2 separate regions of the Homo sapiens genome follow, and region 1 is linked to region 2. Evidence: chromatin loops called from intact Hi-C (ENCODE). Cell type or tissue: Caco-2. All regions are shown on one strand. Links, peaks and the distances in the headings refer to the core of each region. The heading gives the core; the rest is flanking DNA.

Region 1 (15,978 bases), core at 7,282-9,781, 64 kb before region 2:
CTCAGAGAACAGATTGTTAGGATATATGGGCAAGCCTTCTAAGTTCAAGAGGCAAGAGCAGAAAATGGAATGCTATAGGGATTTAGCTCCATCTTAAGCCATTCTGGCCCTTTCTGCTCTACTTTACCAGCTATAGAGTTAGGAAGGCTTCCAGTAGGCCACAGCAAGAGGAAAAACCTTTATTCTGTGGGGCTCATTTATCCAGGATTTAACTTACCTGTGTCATGTTACCGATCTATTAACACAAGTAATTTAGAGTTGGTTATATTATTTCAAGAAATTGAGCACAAAGCCAGGATGTACAAGGAGGAATTCAAACAATCAATATTGGATTATATAATGAAAAGATGCCCTTACAATGTTTATGATCTAGAATGTAATCATAATAAAGGGGGGAAAATACCTTATGAGTATCACAATTGTATCAGAGACTATTAAACAGTACAATGATACAGAGAATTTATTCAATTCATACAAGTAATTTACCAGATCTAAACAGTGAATAGACTGACCTAAGGGGAAAAAAATCCTTACATTGATAGCAAAATATCTTCTAGCCCCCATAAATAATCTGCAATCATTTGCTAGGAAAAAAACTTCATAACCATATGGGTCATGCAGACATTTTTATTTATTTATTTATTTTGAGACAGAGTCTCGCTCTGTCGCCCTGATTGGAGTGCAGTGGCACGATCTCAGCTTACTGCAACCTCCGTCTCCCAGGTTCAAGCAATTTCCTGCCTCAGCTTCCCCAGTAGCTGGGATTATAGGCACACACCACCATGCCTGGCTAATTTTTGCATTTTTAGTAGAGATAAGGTTTCACCATGTTGGTCAGGCTGGTCTCGAACTCCTGACCTCAGGTGATTCGCCTGCCTCGGCCTCCCAAAGTGCTGGGATTACAGGCGTGAGCCACCGTGCCCAGCCCATGCAGACATTTTTAAGTGCTATTGGTATTCACTTTATTTCAAACTGAGCAAAACAATACAACCTTTTACTTTTTTATACATTTTAAAATTTCTCTCATATTAACATTCCTTCCTACCCCAATCCATCCCATCACCAAACAGGAATGAGATAAGGAGTGAAAAAAAGATGTATGTTTCTCATTTTCCTTCTTTTCCCTTGAAGTAAACCAGTAATTTATTAAAATATTTTATAGGTCAGAGGATAACAAAAGACTCAATGTAGTAAATAAGTAAATAGGCATTCAAATATCAGTAACCTAACAGGCCCTAATACAGCTTTAAGATTTTCTTCTTTTTTTTTTTTTGAGAGGGAGTCTCGCTCTATTGCTTAGGCTGGAATGCAGTGGTGCGATCTTGGTTCACTGCAACCTCCACCTCCCGGGTTCAAGCAATTCTCCTGCTTTGGCCTCCTGAGTAGCTGGGATTACAGGCACATGCACCAACCCTGGCTAATTTTTCTGTATTTTTAGTAGAGACAGGGTTTCACCATGTTGGCCAGGCTGGTCTCGAACTCCTGACCTCAAGTGATCCACCCACCTCAGCCTCCCAAAGTGCTGGGATTACAGGTGTGAGCCACTGCACTGGCCTAAGATTTTCATTTTAACAGGGAACTGTTAGAACAGAAAAGAAGCTTCCCAAGAGGCACTCATTTTAAAAATAAATTATAGCTTAAATTATTACTATGTGGATTATATCAGCAAAGGCAGAAAGAATTAATGTTTTCCTCCTTTCATGAACCTTGTAAGGCTAGTGTTGAGTGGCTTACAAATGTCATATAATGGACTGTAAATCATCTGCCATATTGATCAATCATGTTTATTTAAGGTTTTCTTAACATTAGAGATTTTTAATGGGAGTATAAAATTAGTAAACAACCATTTCATTTTTTCTCTCTTCCTATTCTAGCCACATAAGCCAGTTTAATCCATGACACAGATTTCAGCTGTAATTTGCAAAACAATCCAAGAGCTACCACAGTCCCCAAAACTACAGAAAACTGCCATCCACAAATAAACTACCAAGGTAAATGTAAATACAGCGTGGTTCTAATTTTCTTTCACACAATCCCAGACAACCCCAAATAACTTTATAAATACCTTATGAAAAAAAGCAATTTAAAAACCTATCAAATCTATTTAAAATATATAAATGCAGACCTCTCAAATTTCCTTCAATCAGGCCAGAAATTATCACAAAAATTATAATCACAGTTACAAACAGAATGAGTGGAATGTTTGTAAGTTTAGGACAACCAAAAAAGCCCCATGTAACTTTTTAAAAATATAATCATTCACTCAAATATACTGTAAATAGGAATGGCAGTAACACAGGAAGCAAAAATAAACTTGCAAGTGAAATTTCTAGAAGCTCATGAAAACAATACCATCCCATATTGCAGATACAAAAGGAAAAACAGTTCTAATGGGGTTAAGAGTACTCTGGTCATCTTCGTTCGTTTGGTCGTGCAAGGTGTTAACTATTTTCACTTCCCATATCACAAAGTTAGTCCACAGGAGGAGCTGGTGGATCTTGTCCCTGGCATTAGAAAGAAATAAATTATTTAATTGACTTTTTAAAAATTCAAAAAAATTTAAAATTTATTACTTTTTTAAAAATTGACTTATTAAATCCCAGTGCAACCAATCTAACACATAGAGAAACAACTGAGCAGCAATGCCCCCAACCATCCCATCCCAAATATATGCTTATTTGGACTTTTCATATGTTTTTACATGAGGGAACACTAGATTAAATAACACTGTGATTTTCCACCATTTGTCTCATTTTTCCCTGTAGAATGGAAGAGAGAGGGAATTTGTACAACAGTGATGTTATCACTCCTGCCAACCCCAGGAGTGATCTTCAAACCTATGAAAATATCTTCATCCCTCTTGCTAAAGTCGATTGGCTAAGCAAAGTACTGTATATTTAAAATGAAGCTAGGGACTTTTGTTTCTCAATACTGAATGTCTACGAGGATGCATGTGGCTGCAGTTGCTTCTGGTAGTCATCCTATAACCCTAAGGGGAGCCCATCTTGGAATGAAGTTGTTAGTATGAGGAAAGAAACTAGGTCTTTGATGACACTGTTGAAACTTTCTTAACACTGACCCTACCTCTGAATTTTTTTGACGTGTAAATCAATGAAGCCACTTGTTTTAAACCACTTGGAATTGACTTTTGTTAACTTGCAATAGAAAGCAAGTGAACTGTAAAGGAAAGATCAGAGTTTTTAAGATTCTCAAGATTTTATTTATTTACCCTGAAATGATACATGACGCCCGAGTTGGGGGTGATCAATATTTCTCCTTGGAATTAGTCTCAACACATTTTCTTACTTATTCCTAAGATAGTGGAACTACTATTCCTAGAAACACTGGCCTACAATGAATTAAGGTCCAGGAGAGGGTAATCTTGCATTTCTGTCATTTTAATAGTTTTTTTTTTTTTTTCCTTGAGACAGAGTCTCACTCTGTCGCCCAGGCTGGAGTACAGTGGTGAGATCTCGGCTCACTGCAAACTCCGCCTCCCGGGTTCAAGTGATTCGCCTGCCTCAGCCTCCCGAGTAGCTGGGATTACAAGCATGTGCCACCACACCTGGTTAATTTTTTTGTATTTTTAGTAGAGACAGGGTTTCACCATGTTGGTCAAGCTGGTCTCCAACTCCTGACCTCAAATGATCCACCTGCCTCAGCCTCCCAAAGTGCTGGGATTACAGGTGTAAGCCACCGTGCCCAGCCCACTGTAATGATTTCTAAGTCAGGTTATTAAGAGTTCTATTTCTTTAGCTCCAAACATTGAGGAATTTACTCTTTGATATGAAAGTAACAAAGCTATACAAAGAAAGTAAGAAAGAAGGCTAAGGAATAAACACTTTATCAAGACAATATGCAAGCTGTTTTATAAATACTCTCTTCTCCAAGAAAAAATAAAAATAAATGTAAGGCTTTTTATATAGTGCTAATAATGCCGGTTTTTTTTTTTTTTTGAGATGGAGTCTCGCTCTTGTTGCCCAGGCTGGAGTGCAATGGCGCCATCTCAGCTCACTGCAACCTCCACCTTCTGGGTTCAAGCAATTCTCCTGCCTCAGCCTCACAAGTAGCTGGGATTACAGGCACGCGCCACCATGCCTGGCTAATTTTTGTACTTTTAATAGAGACGGAGTTTGGTTATGTTGGCTAGGCTGGTCTTGAACTCCTGACCTCAGGTGATCCGCCCGCCTCAGCCTCCCAAAGTGCTGGGATTACAGGTGAGAGCCACCGCGCCTGGTCTATAATGCCTTCTTTCTTAAAGTTAGCATGCTACGTATCTTTTTTGTGTATGTTTTTCGTTTTGATTTTTTTTCTTTCTATGCTACATATCTAAATGTTCTATTCCTTAAAAAACAAAGCAAAACATTGACCAATTAACACTGCACATTTGCTTTCTCTTATATAAAAAATGAGTCTAACTGAACTTCTGATATCAACACCACAACACTGGAGAAAAGAAACAATTATTTTAGGAATTCCACAAGGTAAAGGTTGGAAAAGAGAATTAGTGGGATAATTTGGTATACAAGTGAATCTGGCCGGGCATGGTGGCTCATGCCTGTAATACCAGCACTTTGGGAGGCAAATGCAGGCACAGCACCTGAGGTTAGGAGTTCAAGACCAGCCTGGCCAACGTGGCGAAACCCTGTATCTACTAAAAATACAAAAATTAGCCAGGTGTGGTGACACACATCTGTAATGCCAGTACTTCGGGAGGCCGAGGCAGGCACATCACTTGAGGTCAGGAATTTGAGACCAGCCTGGCCAACATGGTGAAACCCCATCTCTACTAAAAATCCAAAAATTAGCCAGATGTGGTGGCGTGCACCTGTAATCCCAGCTACTCGGTAGGTGGAGGCAGGAGAATCACTTGAACCTGGGAGGCAGAGGCTGCAGTGAGCTGAGATTGTACCAATGCACTTCAGCCTGGAGGACAGAGTGAGACTCCATCTCAAAAAAAAAAACAACAAAAACAAGCAAATCTATCATGGAAATTTTCCTTTTTTTTTTTTTTTTTTTTTGATGCTCTATTACCTTATAGTTTTTTAATTATAAATTTTAACATTTATTTAAATTGACAAATAAAAATTGTATATATTTGTCATATACAACATGTTTTGAAATATGTATACATTTGTAGAATGGCTAAATAGAGGTAACTGGCAAATTCATGGAATTTTTTTTTTTTTTTTTTTTTTGAGACGAAGTTTCACTCTCACCGCCTAGCCTGGAGTGCAATGGCACGATCTTGGCTCACTGCAACCTCCATCTCCTGGGTTCAAGCAATTCTCTTGCCTCAGCCTCCCGAGTAGCTGGGATTACAGGTGCCCACCACCAGGCCCAGCTAATTTTTGTATTTTTACTAGAGACAGGGTTTCACCATGTTGGCCAGGCTGGTCTCGAACTCCTGACCTCAGGTGATCCGCCCATCTTGGCCTCCCAAAGTGCTGGAATTACAGGCATGAGCCACCGCGCCCGGCCTCATGGAAATATTTTTAAAGAGATAATATTCAAATTCAGTGTTAAAAAAAAAACATAAATACTGGTTCTGAAAAGGATTAAAAGGAATCCTTTAACAGAGGTTCTTTTTTTTTTTGAGACATAGTCTCACTCTGTAGCCCAAGCTGGAGTGTGGTGGTGTGATCTTGGCTCACTGCAACCTCTGCCTCCTGAGCTCAAACGATTCTCATGCCTCGGCCTCCTGAGTAGCTGAGACTACAGGCGCATGCCACCATGTCTGGCTAATTTTTTGTATTTTAGTAGAGACAGGGTTTCACCATGTTGCCCAGGGTGGTCTTGAACACCGGAGCTCAGGTGATCCGCCCCCCTTGGCCTCCCAAAGTGCTGGGATTGCAGGCGTGAGCCACAGTGCCTGGCCAACAGAGGTTCTCTTAAAGATAGTCCTGAAAACTCCCTATTGGGTCACTTTATCATAGTTTTAATTTAGAAGGTTCTAAAAATGGTTGTAATCATGACTATCAAGATTTATCAACATGAATGATTCCGACCTCTCCTTTTGCCAGCTCAGCTGATTTACTGTGGTACAGAAATGGAAAATGGGTTTGAGAGAAATAGGATGGGAAAATGAGGAAAATAAAATAAGACAGGCTCAGTGTCTCTACTGAATAGCTAGGACAGAAGGGGGTCAAACATTTCAACTAAAGCTACTAAGAGTTTAGGGGCTGGAAGCATGAGAGGCAAGGGATCAACTGTGAGGTGGACAGAACTGGGTAGTGGAGGATTGAGACTTGAGCAATATTGCTGTGGATTATGAAATGGATTATTTTTGATGCTTCTCATGTGAGTAAAGATTAGAATTCAAGCCTGGGCAACCTGGCAAAACCCCATCTCTACAAAAAAATACAAAAAACTAGCCAGGTGTGCTAGTGCATGCCTGTGGTCCCAACTACTTGGGAGGCTGAGGTGGGAGCCTAGGAGGTGGAGGCTTCAGTGAGCTAAGATCGCACCAGTGCAGTCCAGCCTGGGCGGCACAGCAAGACCCTGTCTGAAAAAAAAAAAAAAGGATTGGAATTCATTTTCAAATTAATTTTGGGCTTCTGGTCTGTGCTTCTTTCTGCATTTAACTCCATAAAGATTAAGCTGTCAATTAAATCTTGGAATTGCAATATTTAATAGAACTACATAGGTAGAATACTCTATGAGTTAAATATAATTTAACTAATTTAGGTGTTTTAGTCAAAACCAAGTCCTTCCCTGCCCCAGGCCACATACATTCCCTTACCCAAAAAGCATTTAAAATCTGCAACACTTACATTATGAGGACTGGTTGGCTTTCCAGGTAGGCTGGATCCTCTTAGATTAGGAGGTCTCAGTAAGAACAAGATCAATGCAATAACCATCCAGGCTACCAAGATCATTGTAACACTGATGCCATTATCACCAGAGGGTCCCGGTACTAAAGACAAACAAAAAATGTAGCATGCTCACAATATTGTTAAAAGTAAAAACAAATTCTAATGTTTAAATGTCAGTTTCAATTACTGTATTAATATAAAAATTGTATTGATAAATTACAAAAGTACATATTATATCTTCAATTTCCCTTTCCCCCAGTGAGAACATCTAAAAAGTAAATGATGTTAAATAGTCATAAACCAAAACTTAGTAAGTTTTTGTTGTTTTTGTTTTTTGAGACAGGGTCTTGCTCTATCAAACAGGCTGGAGTGCGGTGGCACAACCATAGCTCACTACAGCCTTAACCTTCTATGTTCATGGGATCCTCTCACCTCAGCCTCCTGAGTAGCTGGGACTACAGGTGTGTGCCACCATGCCCCATGCACCTAATTTTTAATTTTTATTTTTAGTAGAGACACTATGTTGCCTGGGCTGGTCTCTAACAATTTTTTTTTTTTTTTTTGAGATGGAGTCTCACTCTGTTGCCAAGGCCAGAGTGCAGTGGGACAATGTTGGCTCACTGCAACCTCTGCCTCCCAAGTTCAAGCAATTCTGCCTCAGCCTCCTGAGTAGCTGGGATTACAGGCATGCGCCACCATGCCCAGCTAATTTTTGTATTTCTAGTTGAGACGGGGTTTCACCATGTTGGCCAGGCTGGTCTCGAACTCCTGACCTCAGGTGATCCACCTGCCTTGGCCTCCCAAAGGGCTGGGATTACAGGTGTGAGCCACTGTGTCCTGCCCCACACCCCTAATTTTTTTTAAAATTTTTAGTAGTGACGACGTCTCACTATGTTGCCTGGACTAGTCTCTAACACATTTTTTAATAGTATAATAATTCTTAATATTTTGGGGTAACAGAATCATTTGAGAATTTGATAAAAATTAAGAACTCTTTCCATTTTAAGAATTCATGGGGTCTTCAACTGAGGTCTTGCAAGGCAAGCCGGCCATGCCATGTTTGTAGATTAATGAGGCTAGGGGCCCTAACTTCCCTAAGATCTACTTTTCTAGCTACCTTCTGCCCTGTGTCTGGCACCTACATCCTTCATGATTGTTCTTTTTGATCCATTCTGGATTAAAAATAAATATGAAAAGCACTCATGTATACCAAATTCCACAATTTTGTATATAATTGTGGAAGGTTTAAGAACCCACAAAGCCACGAATCCATATGAATCCAAGTTAAGACCACAGAAAAAACACTCTCCTTTGGGGGGAAAAATCTGCTTCTTAATTACAGAGGCATCATGAAAAAGAAAGGGGACATCTGGGCTGCGTAATATATACATTAAAAGACCCCTTGAATTACAGTCTCAACCAAAGAGATTAATTTGACCTTCTTTTTCACACAAAGGAGTTGAATTCAGATCTAGATATTTTAAAATTTTATCAATTTTTCTCTTCTATCAATTTTTTCTATTTATCAAGAGAAAAATGCTAGACAGGGATGTATGTGCGTATACAGGCATCAGTTTTTCCTGGTTCCTTGACATAGCCACGTCTTATTTAATTTGAAATAACAAGTGCCTAGCACAGTGCCTGACCCATGATATGAGGTTAACAAATTTCTAATAAATGAAACGTAGATTTTTTATTGAAGTATATTAGAGAACTCAATTTTCAGAAATAAAAATGGCCAGGTGCACTGGCTCACGCCTGTAATCCCAGCACTTTGGAAGGCCAAGATGGGTGGATTGCTTGAGCTCAGGAATTCGAGACCAGCCTGGGCGATATGGTGAAACCCCATCTCTGAGGGAGAAGAAAAGGAAAAATCCATTAGGTAAACAGTTAAGGCTGGGCCCCTAGAAGTGCTTGCCTGAAAAATCACAGCTGCTGCAGCTGCACAGATAAGCCTGGACAGATAAGCAGCCAGTAAAGCAAACAAGCCTTTTTGTTCTTTGTACAATCAGTGAGCTCCCAGGAAAAAGTTTCCTCCCCTTTTCAGGCATATACACAGTGGGCTCCGTGGGAACTTGCATAGGGCGGAGTGGGCTTACCTAAAAAAACCCAGTTATACAAAGAAGAGAAGCTGTGCTTTGTGCTTAGAAACAATCCCACAGCTGGAAAAAGGGAGTTGCACAGACAGCTTTTCGAAAAAGAAAAATTACTCAATCAGTTACAAGGAGGAGAGCAGTTTCTTTTTTTTGTTTGTTTTTTTGAGACAGAGTCTTGCCCTGTCGTCCAAGCTGGAATACAATGGCATGTCAGCTCACTGCAACCTCCACCTCCCGGGTTCAAGCAATTCTCCTGTCTCAGTCTCCCCTGTAGCTGGGATTACAGGCACATGCCACCATGCCTGGCTAACTTTTTGTATCTTTAGTAGAGATGGGGTTTCACCATGTTGGCCAGGCTGGTCTCAAACTCCTGACCTCGTGATCTGCCTGCTTCGGCCTCCCAAAGTGCTGGGATTACAGGCATGAGCCACCGCGCCTGGCTGCAGTTTCTTATAAAAGCATTTTGCATTCAGCTGTAACCAAGCTATCCACTTGGACTCCCCTCTCTGCAGAGAGCTTTCTCCTTTTGCTTATTACATTTTCGCTCCAACTTCACCCTTGTGACCATGCTCCTTAATCATTTTAGAGGCGAGACAAAGAACTCAGGGTGATACCTCACAAGAGAAACCAATATATGAAGGTGCATTGGTGAGACTGCAACATCTCTACGAAAATTAGCTGGGTGGGGTGGCGTGAGCCTGTAGTCCCAGCTACCCAGGAGGCTGAGGCACGAGAATTGCTTGAACCCAGAAGGCAGAGGTTGTAGTGAGCTCAGATTACACCACTGCACTCCAGCCTGGGCGAGTGAGCAAGACCCTGTCAAAAAAAAAAAAGAAAAGAAAGGAAAAGAAAAAGAAATAAAAATTATAGATTAGATTTCTAGAGGAAAATGTAGTATCCCTAGGTGATTACTAAAACAGCTTGTCAAGACCACAGCTGTTTGGTTTTGATCTCCTTGCCTCAGGAAAAAGTAAAAGAAATCCAGATAAGATGTTGAAACTAATCTGATACACTGCATTGGGTCAGTGGGTCCAGGGCTCAATTCCACAAAAGGGAAGGAATTGGTGGCACTGCTGAGGCCAAAAGGCTAGTGATAAAAGCGGACAAAGTCAAGTTAAGAGTTGCGCTGGCCCTGCTGCAACGAAGTCTTATGGCAAACAAATTAGTACAAAATATATATTAAAAAGAGCTGAGCTGGCCTAAGAGCAGGATGGATAGGAATGTAGCCTCTGTTCCAAACCCAGTCACTTCCCTAGAAACAGCTAAACAGGCCGGGCGTGGCAGCTCATGTCTGTAATCCCAGCACTTTGAGAGGCCAAGGCGGGCAGATCCCTTGAACTCAGGAGTTTGAGACCAGCCTGGGCAACATGACAAAAACCCGTATCTACAAAAAATTAAAAAAAAAAAATAGCCGGGTGTGGTGGTGTGTGCCTGCGGTCCCAGCTACTCAGGAGGCTGAGGTGGGAGGATGGCTTGAGCCCAGGAGGTGGAGGTTGCAGTGAGCTGTAATTGCACCACTGCACTCCAGCCTGGGCAACAGAGCCAGACACTGTCTCAAAACATAAACAAAAACAAAAACAAACACTTTCTTCCATTGTCTTCTGTGTCACTACCATTGTCTAACAGTTGGACACTCCTTCATCAATAATTCTCTTTTTCTTTATATCAACAGTTCTTTTCTTTTCTTTTTTTTTTTTTTTTGAGATGGAATCTCGTTCTGTCACCAGGCTGGAGTGCAGTGGCGCGATCTCCGCTCACTACAACCTCTGCCTCCTGGGTTTTATTTGTAGTAGAGCTGGGATTTCACCATGTTGGCCAGGCTGTTCTCAAACTCCTGACCTCAGGTGATCCATCTGCCTTGGCCTCCGAAAATGCTGGGATTACAGGCATGAGCCACCGCAATCAGCCAACATCAATAGTTCTTAAACTATGGTATATATCAGAGTCAACTGAAAACTTCTTAAAAATGCAGAAATCCAGGAAGCACGAGGTCAAGAGATCACCCGTGAAGCAGAGGTTGCAGTGAGCTGAGATCGCGCCACTGCACTCCAGCCTGGCGACAGAGCAAGACCCCGTCTCAAACAAAACAAAACAAAATGCAGAAATCCCACCTTCCACTTAACATATTCAGTACTTTAGTATTCCAAACAAAAATCATGAGCATCTCCCCCGCCCTACCCCCTTCCACCCCAACTACCAAACTGGATCTCTGTTCATCCAGTTGCCCAGGGCAGAACCTAAGAAAACACCTTTTTTCTTTCTCAACAGCCCTGTATTTAATCCATCATGAAGTTTCTTGCAATTTTTCCTCCTAAATATCACTTGTATCTGCCCACTTTTAGCTCCATGTCCCCACCTGCTCAAGCTACCATAACCTCTTATCTGGTCTATTGCAGTGGCCTCTTAAGGGATCTCCCTATATCTACTCCTGCTTCCCCTGTGCTCTATATTGTTTCCAGAGTGATTTTTTTTTCTTTTTTTTTAAAAGCAAATACATGTTGAGTTTCCCTGTGTGAAATGCTTGGGAATACAAGTGTTTCAGAATTCGGATTTTTTCAGATTTGGGGATATATGCAATATACTTATTGGTTCAGCAGCCCTAATCCTAAAATCCAAAATCTGAAATGTTCCAATGAGCATTTCCTTTGAGCATCATGTCAGCACTGAATAAGTTTCAGATTTTGGAGCACTTCAAATTTTCAGATTAGGGATATTCAACCTATACTATTATTTTTATTTTAAATAATAGTTAAGGCCAGACCTGATGGGGCTCATGCCTGTAATCCCAGCACTTTGGGAGGCCAAGGCAGGAAGATCCCTTGAGCTCAGGAGCTCAAGACCAGCCTGGGCAAAATGGCTGGTGCTGAACTTCTGGCCTCATGCAATCCTCCTGCCTTGGTTTCCCAAAGAGCTGAGATTACAGGTGTCAGTCAGTAGTCATGCCCAGCCATGACTTTTTAATATTCTTTGCAAGTAAAAAATTCTGAAGCTTAAGAGAGTTAAACCTCAGATTCCAAGTTTACTAATTCTTATTTCTAGACAAAGGATCCCTGATTCTTTTTTAGAATCTCACGCCGGGCACGGTGGCTCACACCTGTAGTCCCAGCACTTTGGGAAGGTAAGGCAGGTGCATCACCTGAGGTCTGGAATTCAACACCAGCCTGGCCAACATGGTGTTGGCCATCTCTACCAAAGCCCATCTCTACTAAAAATACAAAAATTAGCCAAGCATGGTGGTGCACACCTGTAATCCCAGCTACTTGGGGGGTTGTAGCGGAAAAATTGCTCGAACCCGGAAGACAGGTCGCAGTGAGCCGAGATCGTGCCACTGCACTCCAGCCTGGGCAACATAGTGAGACTCCATCTCAACAACAACAACAACCAAATAGTAATGTCCACTTCTTTTTTAGAATCTCACAATAGTAATATGACTCGTAGTTCCCTTAACTATCTCCTAGCTTGGTTCCTATTGCAGCTTTTCCTTCTTGCTTACTGCTGCCAGAAAAGTCTGCTTAAAACTGTTCTTGGCTGGATACAGTGGCTCATGGCTGTGATCTCAGCACTCTAGGAGGCCGAGGCAGGAGGATCCCTGGAGCCCAGGCGTTTGAGACCAGCCTGGGCAACATAGTGAGACCCCTGTCTCTACAAAAAAAATTAAAAAATTAGCTGAGTGTGGTGGTGCAGGCCTGTAATCCCAGCTACTCGGGAGGCTGAGGTGGGAGGATCACTTAAGCCCAGGTGGTCAAGGCTGCAGTGAATTGTAATCACACAACTGCACTCCAGCCAGGGTGGCAGAGACAGACCCTGTCTCAACCCCCAAACAAACAAACAAACAAACAAACAAAAAATCCCCTCTGCTCTTAACACATCTCTGCTGATCAATGTGGTAACTCAGTTTCCACTGCCTACTGTTTCAACTCTGGGGTTTTTCTGTTTTTATTGAGTCAGTGTCTCACTCTGTCTCCCAGGCTGGAGTGCAGTGGCACAATCACAGCTCACTGCAACCTTTGCCTCCCAGGCTCAAGTGATCCTCTCACCTTAGCCTCCTGAGTAGCTGAAATTGTAGGCGCATGCTGCCATGCCCAATTAATTTTTTTATATTTTTAAAACTTTTTTTATTTTTTAGAGACAGGGTCTCACTATGTTGCCCAGGCTGATCTCGAATTCCTGAGCTCAAGTGATCTGCCCACCTTGGCCTCCCAAAGTTCTGGAATTACAGGCATGAGCGACCCCACCTGACCCTAATTTTTGTATTTTTAGTAGAGACGGTGTTTTGCCATGTTGCCAAGGCTTGTCCCTAACTCCTGAGCTCAAGCAACCCACCCACCTAAGCCTCGCAAAGTGCTAGGATTATAAGCATGAGCTACTGTGCCCAGCAACTCTAAGTTCTTTAGCTCAGCCTTTCCTCATATGATTGGGCCTTACTCATCTAATCTTACCTCTTACCACTTCTCAGAAAATGCATCCTCTGCTCTAGTCACCCCCATACCTCTTCTTTTTTTTATTTTTTTTGAGACGGAGTTTCACTCTTGCTGGCCAGGCTGGAGTGCAATGGCACAATCTCTGTTCACTGCAACCTCTGCCTCCCGGGTTCAAGTGATTCTCATGCCTCAGCCTCCCAAGTAGCTGGGATTACAGGTGCTCGCCTCCACACCCGGCTAATTTTTTGTATTTTTAGTAGAGACTGGGTTTCACCATGTTGACCAGGCTGGTCTCGAACTCCTGATCTCAGGTGATCCACTCACCTCAGCCTCCCAAAGTGATGGGATTACAGGCATGAGCCACCGCCCCCGGCCCCTCTTCTTTCTCTAGCCAAGGATTCCCTGGCCTGGCTATGCATCAGAATAGCCTGTGACAGTATCAACACCACAGATTCTAAGGCACTGCCTAAGACCATCTGATTCAGGAGCAGCTTCGGGGTGGGATCAGGAGCCAACAATATTTTTTAAAAGCTTTCCAAATGAATCTGATGCAACAGTTGAATGCGAACTTGTCTGGCAGCATTTGCCAACTATGCAAATTCAGTCTTCCTGGGGTACTCGTTATTTCCCTGTCTGGCATGTTCTTACAACTAACTCCATTTATTCACCTATAACCTACATCCCTCTTCCATAAAAATCTCCATTTCCTCCACCCACTTTTTCCTCTGCCTTCTCTGGACTAGTATAGCATTTCTAGTTTGAAGGAATGGTTTCCCGTCTCTCCTAATTAACTTTTTAAGAACTGAGACCATCTCATAGCTGTTTGACTGTACCACCTCTTAGGTATATAATCCCTGAGCCTCAAGTTTCTTTTTCTTTTTTCTTTCTCCTCTTCCTCCTCCTCCTCTTCTTCTTCCCCTTCTCTTCCTCTTCTTCTTCTTCTTCTATTATTATTATTTTGAGACGGAGTCTTGCTCTGTCACCAGGCTGGAGTGCAGTGGCACCATCTTGGCTCACTGCAACCTCCGCCTCCCAGTTTCAAGCAATTCCCCTGCCTCACAAATAAAATGCCAAATGGAATATTCACAATGAAGCTGTTAACTTAGCTGGATACCAAGAGGATGAAAAGGTAGAGACAGAGGCTCTAAGAGCTGGCCCATCCTCAGAAGATTATTTGTATAAACTTATATAGGTTTCCGCTGGGGAAAGCAAAAACAGAACAGCAGTGAAAGTGGACAATACACCGGTATGCTCTAACCCTGTAGTTTTTGGTCCTATACAGTAATTACATTATCCTAAGCACAGCTACCAGTTTTCAAGCTGAGTCAAGGGTGATCTCTATCATTCCCTAATGTAGATCTGTTATTCTCCTACAGGCTGAGTATTCCTACTCTAAAAATCTAGAATCCTCCAAAATCCAAAACTTTTTGAGAGCTGACATCATGCTCAAAAGAAATGCTTATCGGAACATTTCACATTTTCAGGTTAGGGATGGTCAACTGGTAAATGAATCTGAAAAAATCTGAAACTGAATACACTTCTGGCTCCAAGCATTTCAAATAAGGGATATTCAACCTATACTTTCATATTGTGTTCTGCGAGGGTGCCCCATAGTGTTATTTCAGATTAGCGTTTTTTAGATAAAGATAACCTGAATGGAAAGCATCCTCTCTTTTGTTTAAAGGATTCTATTAAAAATGAAATACATGACTTTTAAGCAGGGGGCTAAGGGAAGCCTCACTAAGAAGGCACTCTGGAGTGAAAATGTAAAGAAAGTGAGGCTGTCAGTTGTGAGATTATCCGAAAGAAGCACATTTCAGGCACAAGGAACAGCGAGAACTCCTGATTCAGGAGCCTGTGGGATGTTCATGGAGGCCAATGTGGCTGAAGTGAAGTGACCTGGGATTGGTGGTATAGTGAGGTGGGATATAAGAAAAAGATTAAGCTGGGTGTGGTGGCTCACGCCTGTAATCCCAGCACTTTGGGAAGCTGAGGTGGGAGAATCACTTGAGGCCAGGAGTTCAAGACCAGCCTTGGCAACATAATGAGGTCCTATCTCTACAAAATAAAAAACAAACAAAATCAGCCAAGTGTGGTGGCACACACCTGTGGTCCCAGCTAATCAGGAGGCTGAGGTGGGAGGATTGCTTGAGCCCAAGGGGTTGAGGTTGCAGCAAGCCATGATTGCACCACTTTACTCCAGCCTGGGCAACAGAGTAAGACTTTGTCTCCAGAAAAGAAAAGAAAAAGATTAAATCAAAAGAGTAACAGGATTCAGATCATGTTGGCCTTATAGGTCATAATAAGCTTCTATTACATATTAAATAGAAAACCACTGAAGAGGGCTTTTCTTTTTTTTGGACAGGGTCTCACTCTGTCACCCAGGTTGGAGTGCAGTGGCTCAATTACAGTCACTGCAGCCTCAACCTCCCAGGCTCAAGTGATCTCCTAACTCAGCATCCAGAGTAGCTGGGGCATAGGCACAGGCCACCACGCCTAGCTAAGTTTTATATTTTTTGTAGAGACAGGATTTCAACATGTTGCCTATGCTGGTCTTGAACTCCTGAGCCCAAGTGATCTGCCTGCTTTGGCCTCCTAAAATGGGATTACAAGTGTGATCCACTGTGCCCAGACACCACTGAAGAG
Region 2 (15,978 bases), core at 7,474-9,973:
CTTGAGGACAAGCAGCTTCAAGACTTGTTTCTCAAAAATGTGCAACAGGTCACAAAGGTCTAAGTCATGAAAACATAAATAGTTTACTAACAAAATTCAAAATAGCCAGGCACGGTGGGCTCATGCTTGTAATCTCAGCATTTTGGGAGGCCGAGGTGGGTAGATCACCTGAGGTTAGGAGTTTGAGACCAGTGTGGCCAATATGGTGTGAAACCCAGTCTCTACTAAAAATACAAAAATTTGCTGGGCATGGTGGTGCACGGCTGTAATCCCAGCTGCTTGGGAGGCTGAAGCAGAATTGCTTGAACCTGGGAGGGTTGTAGTGAGCCGAGATGGCACCATTGCACTCCAGCCTGGGCAACAAGAGCGAAACTCCATTACAAAAAAAAAAAAAAAAAAGAAAATTCAAAATAATCGAGGAGCAGTAAGGGAAGCAAACATAGGCATAGATGAAATAAAACGGACAATAAGTTGATAATTATTGAAGTTGGGTTATAGGTTCTGGGGAGTTCCTATGCTACTTTTTTTTTTTTTGAGACAGAGTTTTGTTCTTGTTGCCCAAGGTGGAGTGCAGTGGCACAATCTCGGCTCCCTGCAACCTCCACCTCCCAGGTTCAAGCGATTCTCCTGCCTCAGCTCCAGAGTAGCTGGGATTACAGGTGTGTGCCACCACGCCCGGCTAATTTTCTGTATTTTTAGTAGAGATGGAGTTCCACCATGTTGGGTAGGCTGGTCTTGAACTCTCAACCTCAGGTGATCTGCCTGCCTCAACCTCCCAAAGTGCTGGGATTACAGGCGTAAACCACTGCACCCGGCCCCTATGCTACTTTTTAAAAATATTTTTATATTTCCATAATAGTCATTTAATTTATATGTCAGCATTTTCCCATTTTTGTGATAGCAATCTGACTCCAGGTATATATTAAGCAACATGGTTTATAAGTGACTTTCTATGTAGCATTAAGGGCAAAATAAACAAACATGTCTGAAGCTCTCAAACAATTCTTAGCACAGAAAAGCAGTGAAAGAACATGAATGTTGGGAAGGCAAAAAGCAATTCCCCTTATTCTGCAGGTCCAGGTCATTTTCTCTCCTCTACAACTAATACAACCTTTCCTGGTAGGGATTGGCAGTAATAACTCAGTTGAGTCATACTGTTGCTATATGTGGTGAGGGAATTTTCCAGTGCTGTTAACCAATTTATCATTGCTGTTAGAACCTTAAACACTCCAGCTCATGCAAGTCTCTAAGAGACAGAGGGAGTTAAAATAGCCGATAGAGTCTCTAAAATGTTTTTTTTTTAATTTATTTATAGAGACAGGGTCTTGCTGTGTTGCCCAGGCTGATCTTGAACTCCTGGGCTCAAGTGATCCTCCCACCTTGGCCTCCCGAAGTGTTGGGATTACAGGCGTGAGCCACGACCTCCGGCCCGAATGTAAGATATTAATATTAAGGGAAGCGGGGTGAGGAGTATACTGTAACTTTGTATTACCTTTGCAACTTTTCTGTAAGTCTAAATTTATCCCAAAATAAAAATATTTACTTAAAAAATGTCAAGTCCAAAAGAACTTTAAAAAATAAATAAATGAATGGGGGGATTTTTAGGGCAGTGAAACAATTCTGTATACTACTACAGTGGTAGATACATGTCATTATACATTTGTCAAACCCCATAGGATGTACAATACCAAGAGTGAACCCTAATGTAAACTATGGACTTTAGGTAACAATGACTTTTCAATGTTAGGTTCGTTGACTATATAACAAAGTTTAACACTCTGGTGTCGGATAGTAGGGAAGCTATGCATGTGTGGGGGCAGGGGATATATGAGAACTCTATACTTTCTTCTCAATTTTCCTGTGAACCTAAAACTGCTCTAAAAAAATGATATTTTAAAAAAATAAACTAAAAAACTGGATGTGGATCAATGAAACAAGACTGGCCAGGAGTTAAAGACCATTGAAACTGGATCATGGGTAACTGAAAACTGTTGAGCCTACTTTTGTGTATATTTTTTAAACCTATAATAAAAAGTGTTTTTACAAAGCTTGTATCCTTAAGAATTATATTTCTATCACTCTGTCCTAAGGGACTGTCTGAATTGTGGATTACTGAAAATTTAAAAAACTATAAAGAACCCAAATGTTAGTAATTAAAGCTATGGTACATTCAAGCAATGAAACATACTATGTAGTAACATGGTATAGCTAGCAAAACTGGCCTCTTGCTAATAGTATCTCTATAGTAGATTTGGCTTATTCTGCTAGGCTATTCCACTGAAAACAAGGAAGGGACATCCCTGAAAAGGGTTAAATATTCCCAATTTTGTTGTTGTTGTTGTTATTTTTGAGGCTGAGACTCACTCTGTCACCCAGGCTGGAGTGCAGTGTCGCCATCTTGGCTCACTGCAACCTCCACCTCCTGGGTTCAAGCAATTCTCCTGCCTCAGCCTCCCAAGTAATTGGGAACACAGGCGTGTGCCACCATACCTGGCTAATTTTTGTATTTTTAGTAAAGACGGAGTTTCACCATGTTGGCCAGGCTGGTCTCAAACTCCCGGCCTCTAGTGACCTGCTCCCTCAGCCTCCCAAAGTGCTGGGATTACAGGAGTGAGCCACCGCGCCTGGCCACATTTTATAACTTGGGAGTTTCTGACTCTTGCTTCTCAGACTCCATTGTGCTAACAGACATAAACTGAAAGCATGATTTGGAAAGTTCTTTTCCTTTCCTTTTTAAGTTAATCCTCCCTGGTACCCACATCAAAACGTAACAGAATAGTGTAACCTGACTGTGAGCTTATCTTCTCTATACATCTTCCAATCCATTCCTTACATTTAAAAAAAAAAAAAAAGAAAAGAAAAAGAAAAAAGAAAAGCAGGATTCTAAGGACCCAGAATTACTGCAACTGGATTTTTTCCTTATTTTTCTCAAGGCTGTAGTATAAAAATATGTACCCTTTGAAACCTCTCTACTCTTTTTGCCAATCCCTGGTTTCCTCTCTCCTTCAAAAAGGTTAGTTCCCAGCTTTTTTTCCAAGAGCAACAATACTAAGATATTCATTTCCCTCCTAAGAAATGAGTCAGAATTCCAGTATGCTCAGTGTGAAATTCCTGTGATTAAGGTTTTTAAAAGTATTTAGAATTACTATCTACCTAGAATTTAAACTTGGGGAAGAATTATTGTACATTAAACTCATTATACCGGTTATTGTTAAGATGATCAGATACTGATTTTTTCTTGTTTTCCTATGTTTCTATACATATTACTTTTTGAACCAAATTACATATTTACATATGAATGTGTAAATATTTACATATATGTACAAAATTACATACATGTGTAAACAACAGATACTACCCAAAATAAAAATAAATGCTGATGTCAAAACTCCAATAACATTAGTAACTTAAGGCCAAGTTTTTATCTATGGAGAGATGTTTGCAAATAGTCCCAAACCTTAAGATTTTAGTTTTTGAAAGATGACCTAAGTGGCCTGGGGACAGAATTAGTAAGGAGACTTTTCACTGTATACGATTATGTGTTTTCTGAAATTACACCATTTGAATATTTTAACTATTCAAAGAGTATTAACTTTGTAAAAGAATAATCTTACAGTAAGTTTCTTGTTCTCTCAACCATAGCCATTAGCTCTAGGGAAAAATAATTATATCTCAATTTACTCGAACTGAATATGCTAAATTGTTTAAACCCTGTCTTACCCTCTATCATCACTGAATTTGTTGGTTAAATATAGCATAAAAGGGATTGTAACTCCATAGGTAAATGTAACAAAATTAACCATATCCCATCATCAATGAAGATATTAAAAAGTATGTAAACAGGCCCTATCATGGATACTTCTAAAGTCAGCCTTTCACCTAAATCTGAGGCAAACATTGTTTGCAAAAATCAGTTTTCAAAGTTTACTCTTCCCTGCCCTACTCACTCTCTGGTGGAAGCTTTAACAGCGGAAGAGAATCTAAACAATGAAACAGTGTATCTAAAACAGTGTATCTACCATAAACTATTAATGTTGGTATAGTATTTTGTTAAATTAAGTTTAAAATAAAAGCAAATGGAAATTCATTTTAAAAACATATAAGACGGAAAAAAATCAGGAAAATGACAATGCCTAAACTAGTTTTGTTTTTTATCTTCTCCCAAGGTGCATCTGCAATCAAAGACATCATCTGGATGCTTACCATAGTTGAGATGACAAACGGAAAAAATGGTAGAGAGAGGAGAGAAGTAAGAGAGAATATTACTCCTGCCAAAGCAAGCCCACTTCTTCAGAAATAACAAGTGAAGCCAGCATAGAAACCTAAACTATCAGTGACATCTACTCAAGTCTTGGCAAATACAGAAAAGGCCCCCAAAACATCAAGAGAGGAATTATCACCAGGGGCTGCTGAGGAGAACTTACACCATAAAGAAAAAGGAAAATGCATTCAATCGAGCCCAACTCATTTGAACACCTTGATACTGAACACTGTAACAGGCATGGGAAAAACGATGAGCAAGATGTGATCACCACTCTCAAGATAACCTCAGTCTAATTAAAATGGGGCTCCAGGAACTGCACTTGAAAGCCCCAGAGTATTGGGAGGCCGAGGTGGGTGGGTCACGAGGTCAGGAGTTCAAGATCAGCCTGGCCAAGATGGTGAAACCCCATCTCTATTAAAAATACAAAAATTAGCCAGGCTTGGTGGTTGGTGGGCACCTGTAATCCCAGCTACTCAGGAGGCTGAGGCAGAGACTTGCTTGAACCCAGGAGGCAGAGGTTGCAGTGAATTGAGATCGCACCACTGCACTCCAGCCTGGGCGACAGAGCGAGACTCCATCTCAAAAAAAAAAAAAAACAAAAAAAAAAAACCAAAGCCCAGTGTAATGAAACTCACTCATTCTCATTCTCTTTTACCCACTCTCACTGACTACACTTCCCAAGCAGCAAGTACCATTGCATAATAGCTTTTATATTTTTTAGGTCTGGTAATTTACAGAAAGGACTGCACACTTTTTTCAACCTGCATGTTGGACCTTGCAGGGGTGTCAAGCCCCCTGTTGAGAAGAAAGTGAGTGTGAATAGACTCAGTAGGAAGCAGCATTATGGAGTAGAGATTTGGGCATAAAATGGCAGCAGGGATGCATATACACCACATACTCACCTCTCCTGGCTGATAGATCCTTTATATTCCACAAGCCTGTCTTTGGAATATATGTGATATACTATCTCTAACCAACAAATTAAGTGATGATAGAGGGTAAGACAGGGTTTAGATAATTTAGCATGTTCAGTTCAAGAGAAAATTGAGATATAATTAAATATATATGAGAAAATTGAGATAATTATAATTTAATTTATTATATATACCAATAAATATAATTTAATTTATTCTATATATCAATAAATATAATTTATTCTATATATCAATAAATATAATTTATTCTATATATCAATAAATATAATTTATTCTATATATCAATAAATATAATTTATTCTATATATCAATAAATATAATTTATTCTATATATCAATAAATATAATTTATTCTATATATCAATAAATATAATTTATTCTATATATCAATAAATATAATTTATTCTATATCAATAAATATAATTTATTCTATATCAATAAATATAATTTATTCTATATCAATAAATATAATTTATTCTATATCAATAAATATAATTTATTCTATATCAATAAATATAATTTATTCTATATCAATAAATATAATTTATTCTATATATCAATAAATATAATTTATTCTATATATCAATAAATATAATTTATTCTATATATCAATAAATATAATTTATTCTATATATCAATAAATATAATTTATTCTATATATCAATAAATATAATTTATTCTATATATCAATAAATATAATTTATTCTATATATCAATAAATATAATTATATATATCAATAAATATAATTTATTATATATATATCAATAAATAATTTATTATATATATTTATATATATCTCAATTTTCTCAAAAATATTTATATGTATATATAAATGTATATATATATTTATATATATTTATATATATATATATATTTTTTTTTTTTTAAGAGCAAGATAGGGACTCACGCTCTGTGGCCCACGCTAGAGTGCAATGGCAATCATAGCTCACTGCAGCCTCAAACTCATGGCTCAAGTGATCATCCCATGTCAGCCTCCTGAGGAGCTGGGACTAGAGGCACAGGCCACCACACCCAACTACTTAAAAAAATATTTTTGCTGGGCATGGTAGCTCATGCCTGTAATCCCAGCACTTTGGGAGGCTGAGATGGGAGGACTGCTTGAGCCCAAGAGTTCAAGACTGGTCTGGGAAACAGCAAGATCCCATCTCTATTAAGAAAAAAAAAAAAAAATTCGGATGGGCGCTGTGGCTCACGCCTGTAATCCCAGCACTTTGGGAGACCGAGGCGGGCGGATCACGAGGTCAGGAGATGGAGACCACCCTGCCTAACACGCTGAAACCCCGTCTCTACTAAAAATACAAAAAATTAGCCAGGCATGGTGGCGGGCGCCTGTAGTCCCAGCTACTCGGGAGGCTGAGGCAGGAGAATGGCGTGAACCTGGGAGGTGGAGCCTGCAGTGAGCCGGAGATCGCGCCACTGCACTCCATCCTGGGCGAGAGAGATAGACTGTATCAAAAAAAAAATTATTTAAAAATAAAAATAATTTTTTTTGTAGAGACAGAGGTCTTGCTATGTTGCCCAGGTTGGTCGACATAGCAAGGCCAGGCTGATCCTCTGGCCTCAGCCTCCCAAAGTGCTGGGATTATAGGCGTGAGCCATTGTGCCCAGGCTGGAATATGCTGAATATAAAAGTGCTTGTGAGCTGCTATGTACTATAGGAATGTAATGAAAACGATATTTTACTATTACTGTTTCTACAACAATTCACTTTTATGTGGGAAGTGGTGAGTAAGTCCTGATGACCCTGTGTTAAATCTTTAAGGCCAAATGTCTTCTTTGGTCCTGGCAGGAATAAACAAGTTTTTCAAAAATGGTGTGCAAACACACACACACACATACATAATTACAACCAGCAAATCAGATTATAGAATTTTCTGAACAAATTCACCTCAAAATATATCTATTTATATTTATATATCAAAATTGGAATCACAAATAAATGGGGAAGGGATTGCAATTTCAATAAATTCAGTGCTAGGAAAACCTACAGTGTTACAGCTCTTTTAGAATTTGTCTAGCAGGCTTTCCGGTTTTTGCTGGAAAGCTCCCCAGAAAAAATTCCAAAAAGAAAAAACCTACTAGCAGTTAAGGAGGAAAAAAATCAGCAATTCTACCAGATAAGTAAGGTTAACATTTATTTGATCTTCAGGGAAGGACCCCCTACAGATACATACAAACTTTCCATCCATTAAAGTACAGAGAGAAAACAAAAAAGATAAATACAATGAAAAATATCAAATTTAGGACATAAGACTGTGCATTTAAAAAAAATCCCAAGTAAAATTAAAAGAGCAAAAGAATTAGGGGAAAAAAACTCCAAACATTCCACTAATATAGCTGGCAAAGACATTTTAAAAATACAGAGCATATGCAAACCAATTCTTTAGTAAGATGGAACCATTTATACACTGCATTTGAAATTACAAACTATGATAACTTTTCTGGCAATACAAATCCAGATGTTAAAAAAACGTGCATGCCCTCTGAATAATTCCAGTTCTAAGACTATCAAGGAAAATAATCTGAAATACAAAGGTTTATATACAAAGATGGTTATCATGGCTTTAAAGTAGTGAAAAATGGGGATGATCTAAATATCCAGCTAAAAAGAAATATTTAAATTGTGATATACACTGTAAAGTATTATACAGCCAAACGTTTCTTTTTTTTTTTTTTTTTTTTTTTTGAGAAAGGCTCTTGCTCTGTCACCCAGGCTGGCATGCAGCAGAGCAATCATGACTCACTGCATCCTTGACCTCCCAGGCTCAAGTGATCCCATCCCGAGTGGCTGGGACTACGGAGGCGCATGTTATCATGCTTGGCTTTTTTTTTTTTTAAGTAGAGACGGGGTCTCATTATGTTTCTCAGGCTAGTCTCGAACTCCCAGGCTCCAGCCATCTTCCTGCCTCAGCCTCCCAAAGTGCTGGGATTACACGAATGAGCCACCGCACTCGGCCTCATTTTCTTTCTTAATAATATGGAGAAATGATCACAACATAATGTTAAAAGTATATTTAAAAGGGCATAAAAATAAACATAGCAAATGCACTTTTTTGTTTTTTGTTTTTTGTTTTTTTGAGACGGAGTCTTGCACTGTTGCCCAGGCTGGAGTGCAGTGGCACGATCTCGGTTCACTGCAAGCTCCGCCTCCCGGGTTCACGCCATTCTCCTGCCTCAGCCTCCCGAGTAGCTGGGACTACAGGCACCCGCCATCGTGCCCAGCTAATTTTTGTATTTTTAGTAGAGACGGGGTTTCACTGTGTTAGCCAGGATGGTCTCGATCTCCTGACCTCATGATCCCCCCAACTTGGCCTCCCAAAGTGCTGGGATTACAGGCGTGAGCCACCGCGCCCGGCCACAAATGCATGTTTTATTTTATTTTTATTTATTTTTTGAGACGGAGTCTCGCTTTTTTGCCCAGGCTGGAGTGCAGTGGCACGGTCTCGGCTCACCGCAACCTCCACCTCCCGGATTCAAGTGATTCTCCTGCCCCAGCCTCCCAAGTAGCTGGGATTACAGGTGTGTGCCACCACACCCAGCTAATTTTTTTATTTTTAGTAGAGACAGGGTTTCAGCATGTTGGCCAGGCTCGTCTGAAACTCCTGACCTCAAGTGATCCGCCGCCTCTGCCTCCCCAAGTGTTGGGATTACAGGCATGAGTCACCACGCCTGGCCTGCAAATGTTCGTTTTTAAAGGCATAGGAAAACACATACAAATGAAAAGGCTGAAAGAAAACATAAAACTTTAACATCTGTTATCTCTGGGTGGCAGGATTTTACTTTTCACTTTGTACAGTTTTCAAATATCATATAATGGTTACATATTAACTTTTATAATCAGGAAAAAAATTTTTGGATGCAGCAGCTAAATCCAGGGAAGGTCACTCAGTTTCTTCAACAAATAAATGGCAAAAAATAAATAAATCTTAAGAGATGGCAGGGGAACGGTTACAGATTAAAACAAAATTAAGAGATACCAATCCTGATTCAAACCAACCTAGTAAAAGGACATTTATGAACTATCAGGAACTTTGAACACTGTTTAAATGACATTGTTACATACGTACAATGTCAACGATCACATCTAAAAAGAGTCTTTATCTCTTAGGAATCTCACTAAGTATTTTCAGTTAAAGTGATACAATACCTGGGGTCTAGTTTAAAATAAACCTGCCAAGGGGGGAGAGGTATGGATGAAACAAAACCACCATGAGTTTAACTGTTGAAGGCAAGTGATGGGTCCACAGAGATTCATTACACCATTCTACCTTTTAGTGCTAAAAATTTCAAATTATTAATACATAAAAGGTTTTTTAAAAATACATTTTTATAGAAAAACAAACAATTATCTCTTCCCCTCTCCCCGACTCCATGCAAACAGAGCTCTTCCTGAGAAGGCAGGGATAACATTGGCTAATTCAAGGTCAGAATATGAAAATTCTTTTATTGTGATTTTAAAGAATATGATTTATAATAAAATTACTTTTCACATAGCCAGCCAAATCTTCACAGTGATGAAGAACAATATCATAATTCTTTCCATGTTAAAAATAGGCCGGGCGCGGTGGCTCATGCCTGTAATCCCAGCACTTTGGGAGGCCAAGAAGGTTGGATCACCTGAGGCCAAGAGTTCAACACCAGCCTGGCCAACATGGTGAAACTCCATCTCTACTAAAAATACAAAAAAATTAGCCGGGTGTGGTGGTGCATGCCTGCAGTCTCTGCTACTTGGGAGGCTGAGGCAGGAGAATCACTTGAACCCAGGAGGCAGAGGTTGCAGTGAGCAGAGATTGCACCACTGCACTCCAGCTTGGGTGACAGAGCAAGACTCCATCTGAAAAAATGAAAAAATAAAAACCCTCAGCAAGAAGAAAATGCACAGTAACAATTTAGAATGTATGCAATTATTCATAACTGTTGTCTGGTCAGTAAAAAAGAAAGTTTAAAAAAATAGAACGTATGCAATTAGTTTTTACATAACAGAAAACAGAGATACTGGTCAATGAAATGGGAGGCCAGAGGAAGCATTCTATGCATTTTTATCTTAAAAAGCATCAATAAGTAGTTGGGATGACTTTTATCAGATTACCCAAAGTCTCAGTATAATGAGGTGTTCAAACCTACTCATACACAATACTTTTTACAAAATACTCAAAACTGGTTATTCTTTTAACACAAATGGCTCTCAAATATTACCACACCTAGTTTATGTTCTAATGTAGCTTTACTACTTTCACATCTTAACAAAAGCCCTTCTGATAAAAATCAAAGCAGGAAAATTTTCTGTTTTTAAAATGAGGAACATAGCCCCAGCTAAGGTAGTAATTTCACTATGATCGCACATCTAGTATATGACAGATCTTATACAGGAAGTCACATTGTAAAATCCTGAGCAGGACTCATTCCCCATCTGCCAGATATGACCAATCATGCTAGTTATGTTTCTTTCACCCTTACAAAGACAACTTTAGAGCAGTACAGAAATTAGATAACTATCAAATAACTTCCTATTAGTTTGGCCAGGCGCAGTGGCTCATGCCTGTCATTCCAGCATTTTGGGAGGCTGAGGCAGGCGGATCACCTGAGGTCAGGAGTTCAAGACCAGCCTGGCCAACATGGTGAAACCCCATCTCTACTAAAAATACAAAAATTAGCTGGGCGTGGTGGTGTGTCCCTGTAATCCCAGCTACTTGGGAGGCTGAGGCAGAAGAATTGCTTGAACCTAGGAGGCGGAGGTTGCATTGAGCTGAGATCACACTCCAGCCTGGACAACAGAGCAAGACACCATCTCGAAAAAAAAAAAAAAAAAACTTCCTATTCGTTCTTAGTAACGAAATACTTTTCTCTTAAACTACATTTGCTTCTCTGATGGGAAGTAGGCAAGAAAAGGATGCAGACTTGGCTGGGCATGGTGGCTCACACCTATAATCCCAGCACTTTGGAAGGCCGAGGCAGGCAGATCATGAGGTCAGGAGTTTGAGACCAGCCTGGCCAACAAGATGAAACCCCATCTCTACTAAAGATACAAAAAAAAAAGACAAAAGTTAGCTGGGTGTGGTGGTGCATGACTGTAATCCCAGCTACTCGGGAGGCTGAGGCAGGAGAACTGCTTGACCCTAGGAGGTGGAGGTTGCAGTGAGCTGAGATCATGCCATTGCACTCCAGTCTGGGCAACAGGGTGAGACATCATCTCAAAAAAAAAAAAAAAAGAAAGAAAGAAAAAGAAAAGGATGCAGACTCAAGTTCAAATTGGTCAATTAATGTTTGCTAAAAATTATTCTAAAGCTATACCTGGGAGAAGTTAAAGACATACAAAATTTAAATGTTGAAATAAACCCCATTACATGCCCTTGATGTCACAATTCTCTGTGATCTAAACTCACGCAGGATTAAAACTCCCTGAAACTCATCATTACAATTTTTTTTTTCTTTTTTGAGACGGAGTCTTGCTCTGTTGCCCAGGCTGGAGTGCAGTGGCGCAATCTAGACTCACTGCAACCTCCACCTCCCGGGTTCCAGTGATTCTCTGCCTTAATCTCTCGAGTAATTGGCACTACAGGCACGCGCCACCACATCCAACTAATTTTTGTACTTTTAGTAGAGACGGGGTTTCACCATGTTGGTCAGGCTGGTCTCAAACTCCTGACCTCTGGTGATCAGTCTCCCAAAGTGCTGGGATGACAGGCGTGAGCCACTGCACCCAGCCAATCCCTGAAATTCTTATAATTTTACAAGAAAGTGAAAGCTTAAAGACACCCTTTTCAGAGGGCATACTATTCAAAAGGAAGAGACTACAGCAGGCAAGAAAGGACAACAGAAGTTTATTTTCCACAGAATACAACAGGAATATACAGAAGCAACTACGTCAGCATGGCCAGAGGCCACTGTATAGATCAGGTATAGATTAGTGCAGGGGTCCCCAGCCTCCAGGCCATGGACTGGTACTGGTCTGTGGCCTGTTAGGAACCTGGCAGCACAGCAGAAGGAGGTGAGGTGCGGGCCAGCAAGCATTACCACCTGAGCATTACCACCTGAGCTCTGCCTTCTATCAGATCAGCGGTGGCATTAGATTCTCACTGGAGCGACTGCATGCGAGGGATCTAGGCTGCACGATCCTTATGAAAAAATAATGTCTGATGATCTGAGGTAGAATAGCTTCATCCCAAAACCATTCTCCCCACGCCCCCCACCCCTGCCCCAGCCCACTGAAAAAACTGTCTTCTATGAAAATGGTCCCTGGTGCAAAAAAGGTTGGGGACCACTGGATTAGAGTATACCAAGTCTTCATTTATTTATATTCAACAAATCACAACTTCACAAGTGGCACTATTACAACTTTGGAGATACAGCAGTTCTCGCCCACTCAATTAAGAATCACTTGAATTGGAAAGAGGAAAGAACTGAGGCTCTGAAAGCTTCAGTAATTTGCCCAGTCACACAGCACAGGAGGTGGGATTCAAACGCCCTGTCTTCTCTCACTTCTCCTTTCTTGAAAAGGATGTATCTAACAAATTCTCAGGGGACAAAGTAACCAGCAAGAGAGTTCAGAGGAGGATACAGAAGAAACAAAGGTAGCTTTTACCATCAAGAGCTTGCAATCAAGTTAACTGTTAATTTAAATTAAATAATTGCATACCAATAGATAATTAACAACTAAATAAATGTTACAAATTACCTTTGTGATCACTACTTTGGAGAAAGCTCAAAACTCAAGGAAAGGAGAACGCTTTTCTCCTTGACCTTCTATTCCATCACTACTAGGCTTAACTCTTCAAGGTCAGAGAGAATTTCCTCATCTCCTTAATGTTTCCATTTCTCTGCAACACATGATTCTGTTAAGATTCATCCCCCAGGTGGCCACCATTTTTCTAGAAATTCTCATTAAATGTGACCCTATTTTCTCAGGTGCCTTAGTCTATTGGGATGCTTAAACAAAATAACACAGACTGGGTAACTTACAAACAGAAATTTACTTCTCACGGTTCTGGAGGCTAGGAAGTCCAAGATCAAGGCACTGGTAGATTCAGTGTCTGCTGAGGACCCACTCTCTGGTTGGTAGATGGTGCCTTCTCACTGTGTCCTACTATGGTGGAAGAGGGCAAGCAGCTCTCTGAGCCCTCTTTTATAAGGGCACTACTCCTCATGATGATGGCTCCACCCTCATGACTTAATCACTACCCAAAGGCCCACCTCCTCCTAATACTATCACACTGGGGGTTAGGATTTCAAATATGAATTGTGGGGAACACAAGCATTCAGACCAAAGGACTGTCTTAAACATTACCTTCTCTTTCCTTGGCGACCCTTTTTTCTTTACCTCTATCTGACTCCTATTCTAGGATCACTTTAGACAACACTTGCCAAAACATCATGGGACAGCAGAAAGAACATCCTTAGACAAAAAACTTAAGGCAGTACTGAGAAATATTAATAGATAAATCACTTAGCCTTGTTGTGACTTCAGTTTATCTATAAAACAAGAGTGATAATTGAAACTATTCATTTTAAACAGTTGCGCAAAGATCAAGTGAGAATTTGTAACAGTACTTAATAAACTGAAAAAGTTTTAAAACTTGGGGTCAGTTGAAGACCAAAGTATCTTTAACCCTTAGCCCAAGTTCTCTGTATAGTGCTCTGGAGTGTGTGTGTTCCACTGGGGCCAAAGTTATCACTCATCTGCATAAAAGGGAAAGAAAAGAAAGAAGTCTTCTGTTCTTAATCTTGGTCTCTCACCTACTAATGTCCTGTCCTTTCCTGGCCGCAGTTTACTCTTGTACAATCCTAAGAATTCTCTCTGTGCCTGGTCAAGGTCCAGGGGTAAAACTGATCATAAAGAGTCAAACAAAGGAAAGCTTTTCAATTAAATCATCTTTGTTTGTATTCAATATCATAACCATAAGTTTCATAATTTGAAAACGTTTTCTAAAATTTCCACCCAAGAGGGCACATGTCATCAGGACCTCCTGTGTCATGGAGAGAAAATTTTTTAATCCTAAAAAAAAGGCTAGGCGTGGGGGCTCACGCCTATAATCCCAGCACTTTGCGGGGCCAAGGCAGGAGGACTACGAGGTCAGGAATTCAAGACCAGCCTGGCCAACATGGTGAAACGCCGCCTCGACTAAAAATACAAAAATTAGCCAGGTGTGGCGGCACATGCCTGTACACCCAGCTACTCTGGAGGCTGAGGCAGGAGAACTGCTTGAACCTGGGAGGCAGACGTTGCAGTGAGCCAACACCAAGCCATTGCACTCCAGCCAGGGCAACAGAGTGAGACTCCATCACAAAAAAAAAAAAAAGAAAAAAAATTCTACCCAAGAATATTTACTAGTCATATTCTAAATTTTAACATTTTAAAATCAGGAAAATGTGACCAGGCGCGGTGGCTCACGCCTGTAATCCCAGCACTTTGGGAGGCTGAGACGGGCAGATCACGAGGTCAGGAAATCAAGACCAGCCGGGCCAACATGGTGAAACCCCGTCTCTACTAAAAATATTTTTAAAAAAATTAGCCGGGCATAGTGGCACACGCGTAGTCCCAAGTCAGCAACTTGGGAGGCTGAGGCAGGAGAATCGCTTGAACCTGGTAGGAGGAGGTTGCAGTGAGACGAGATCACACTACTGCACTCCAGCCTGGGTGACAAGGCGAGACTCCGTCTCAAACAAACAAACAAACAAAAACTCAGGAAAATGTTTTTCTTTTTTTTTTTTTTTCTTTTTTCTTTTTTTGAGCCGGAGTCTCCCTCTGTCACCCAGGCTGGAGTGCAGCAGCACATTCTCAGCTCACTGCAACCTCCACCTCCTGGGTCCAAGTGATTCTCCTGCCTCACCCTCCCAAGTATCTGGGATTACAGGTGCGTGCCATCACACCCAGCTAGTTTTTATATGGTTAGTAGAGACGGAGTTTTGCCATGTTGGACAGGCTGGTCTCGAACTCCTTACTTCAGATGATCCACCTGCCTCAGCCTCTCAAAGTGCTGGGATTACAGGCGTGAGCCACTGTGCCCGACCAGGAAAATGTTTTCCATAAATCAGAAACAGAAAAATTTAACAGAAAATATAAAAATTCCAGGCCAGGCCTGTAATCCCAGCACTTTGGGAGGCCAAGCTGGGTGGATCACCTGAGGTCAGGAGTTCGAGACCAGCCCGGCTAACATGGTGGAAACCCATATCTACTAAAAATACAAAAATCAGCTGGGCGTGGTAGTGCACATCTGTAATCCCAGCTACTTGGGAGGCTGAGGCAGGAGAATCGCTTGAACCCAGGAAGCAGAGGTTGCAGCAAGCCGAGATCGTGCCACTGCACTCCAGCCTGGGTGACAAAGCAAGACTCTGTCTCAAAAAAAAAAAAAAAAAAGATACATATATATATATATTCCATACTATGTTGATCCCACATAATAGTGCATACAAGTAACTTATAAATGATTTTTTTTTTTTTTGGAGACAGGGTCTCTATTGCCCAGGCTGTAGTGCAGTGGTGTAATCATGGCTCACTGCATCCTTGACCTCCTGAGCTCAAGCCATCTTCCCACCTCAACCCCCCAAGCAGCTAGGACTACAGGTGTGTGCCACCACAATGGCTTCGCTTATAAATGTTAAGCAAGCAGTAGGTTTTTGTTTTGAGATAGGGTCTCTGTTGCCCAGGCTGGAGTGCAGTGGCGTGATCACAGCTCCCTGCAGCCTCAGCCTCCCCAGCTCAAGCAATCCTCCCACCTCAGGCTCCGGAGCAGCTGAGCCCACAGGTGCATGCCATCACAC

What was found. A loop is a pair of places that touch in the nucleus more often than their neighbours do. Peaks named below come from ENCODE experiments on the same cell type or tissue, not always from the same donor. Only the 100,000 strongest peaks of a DNase experiment are listed, where the experiment ranks them.
Region 1: a loop joins it to region 2, with 2.2 times the contacts of the local background. A loop is called at or near these places in 6 of 110 quality-filtered maps.

What each region holds. Positions count from the first base shown.
Region 1 is chr4:39,549,655-39,565,632 of GRCh38, forward strand. It overlaps SMIM14 (small integral membrane protein 14), which reads right to left. Exons shown (of 5, transcript NM_174921.3): 4 at 6,774-6,916; 5 at 1-2,504. The coding sequence ends at 2,472. All of the region lies in intron 2 of UGDH-AS1 (UGDH antisense RNA 1), which reads left to right. Among named protein-coding and RNA genes, the nearest start is that of UGDH-AS1, 30 kb to the left of the region's middle. In Caco-2, for the core only: no CTCF peak of the experiment used is centred there; a DNase peak (open chromatin) is centred at 8,727; H3K4me3 peaks cover 270 bases.
Region 2 is chr4:39,613,805-39,629,782 of GRCh38, forward strand. The region is part of intron 1 of SMIM14 (small integral membrane protein 14); the gene reads right to left. It also overlaps the pseudogene RNU7-11P. Among named protein-coding and RNA genes, the nearest start is that of SMIM14, 17 kb to the right of the region's middle. RefSeq lists enhancers at 121-170, 11,990-12,069. In Caco-2, for the core only: no CTCF peak of the experiment used is centred there; DNase peaks (open chromatin) are centred at 7,977 and 8,857.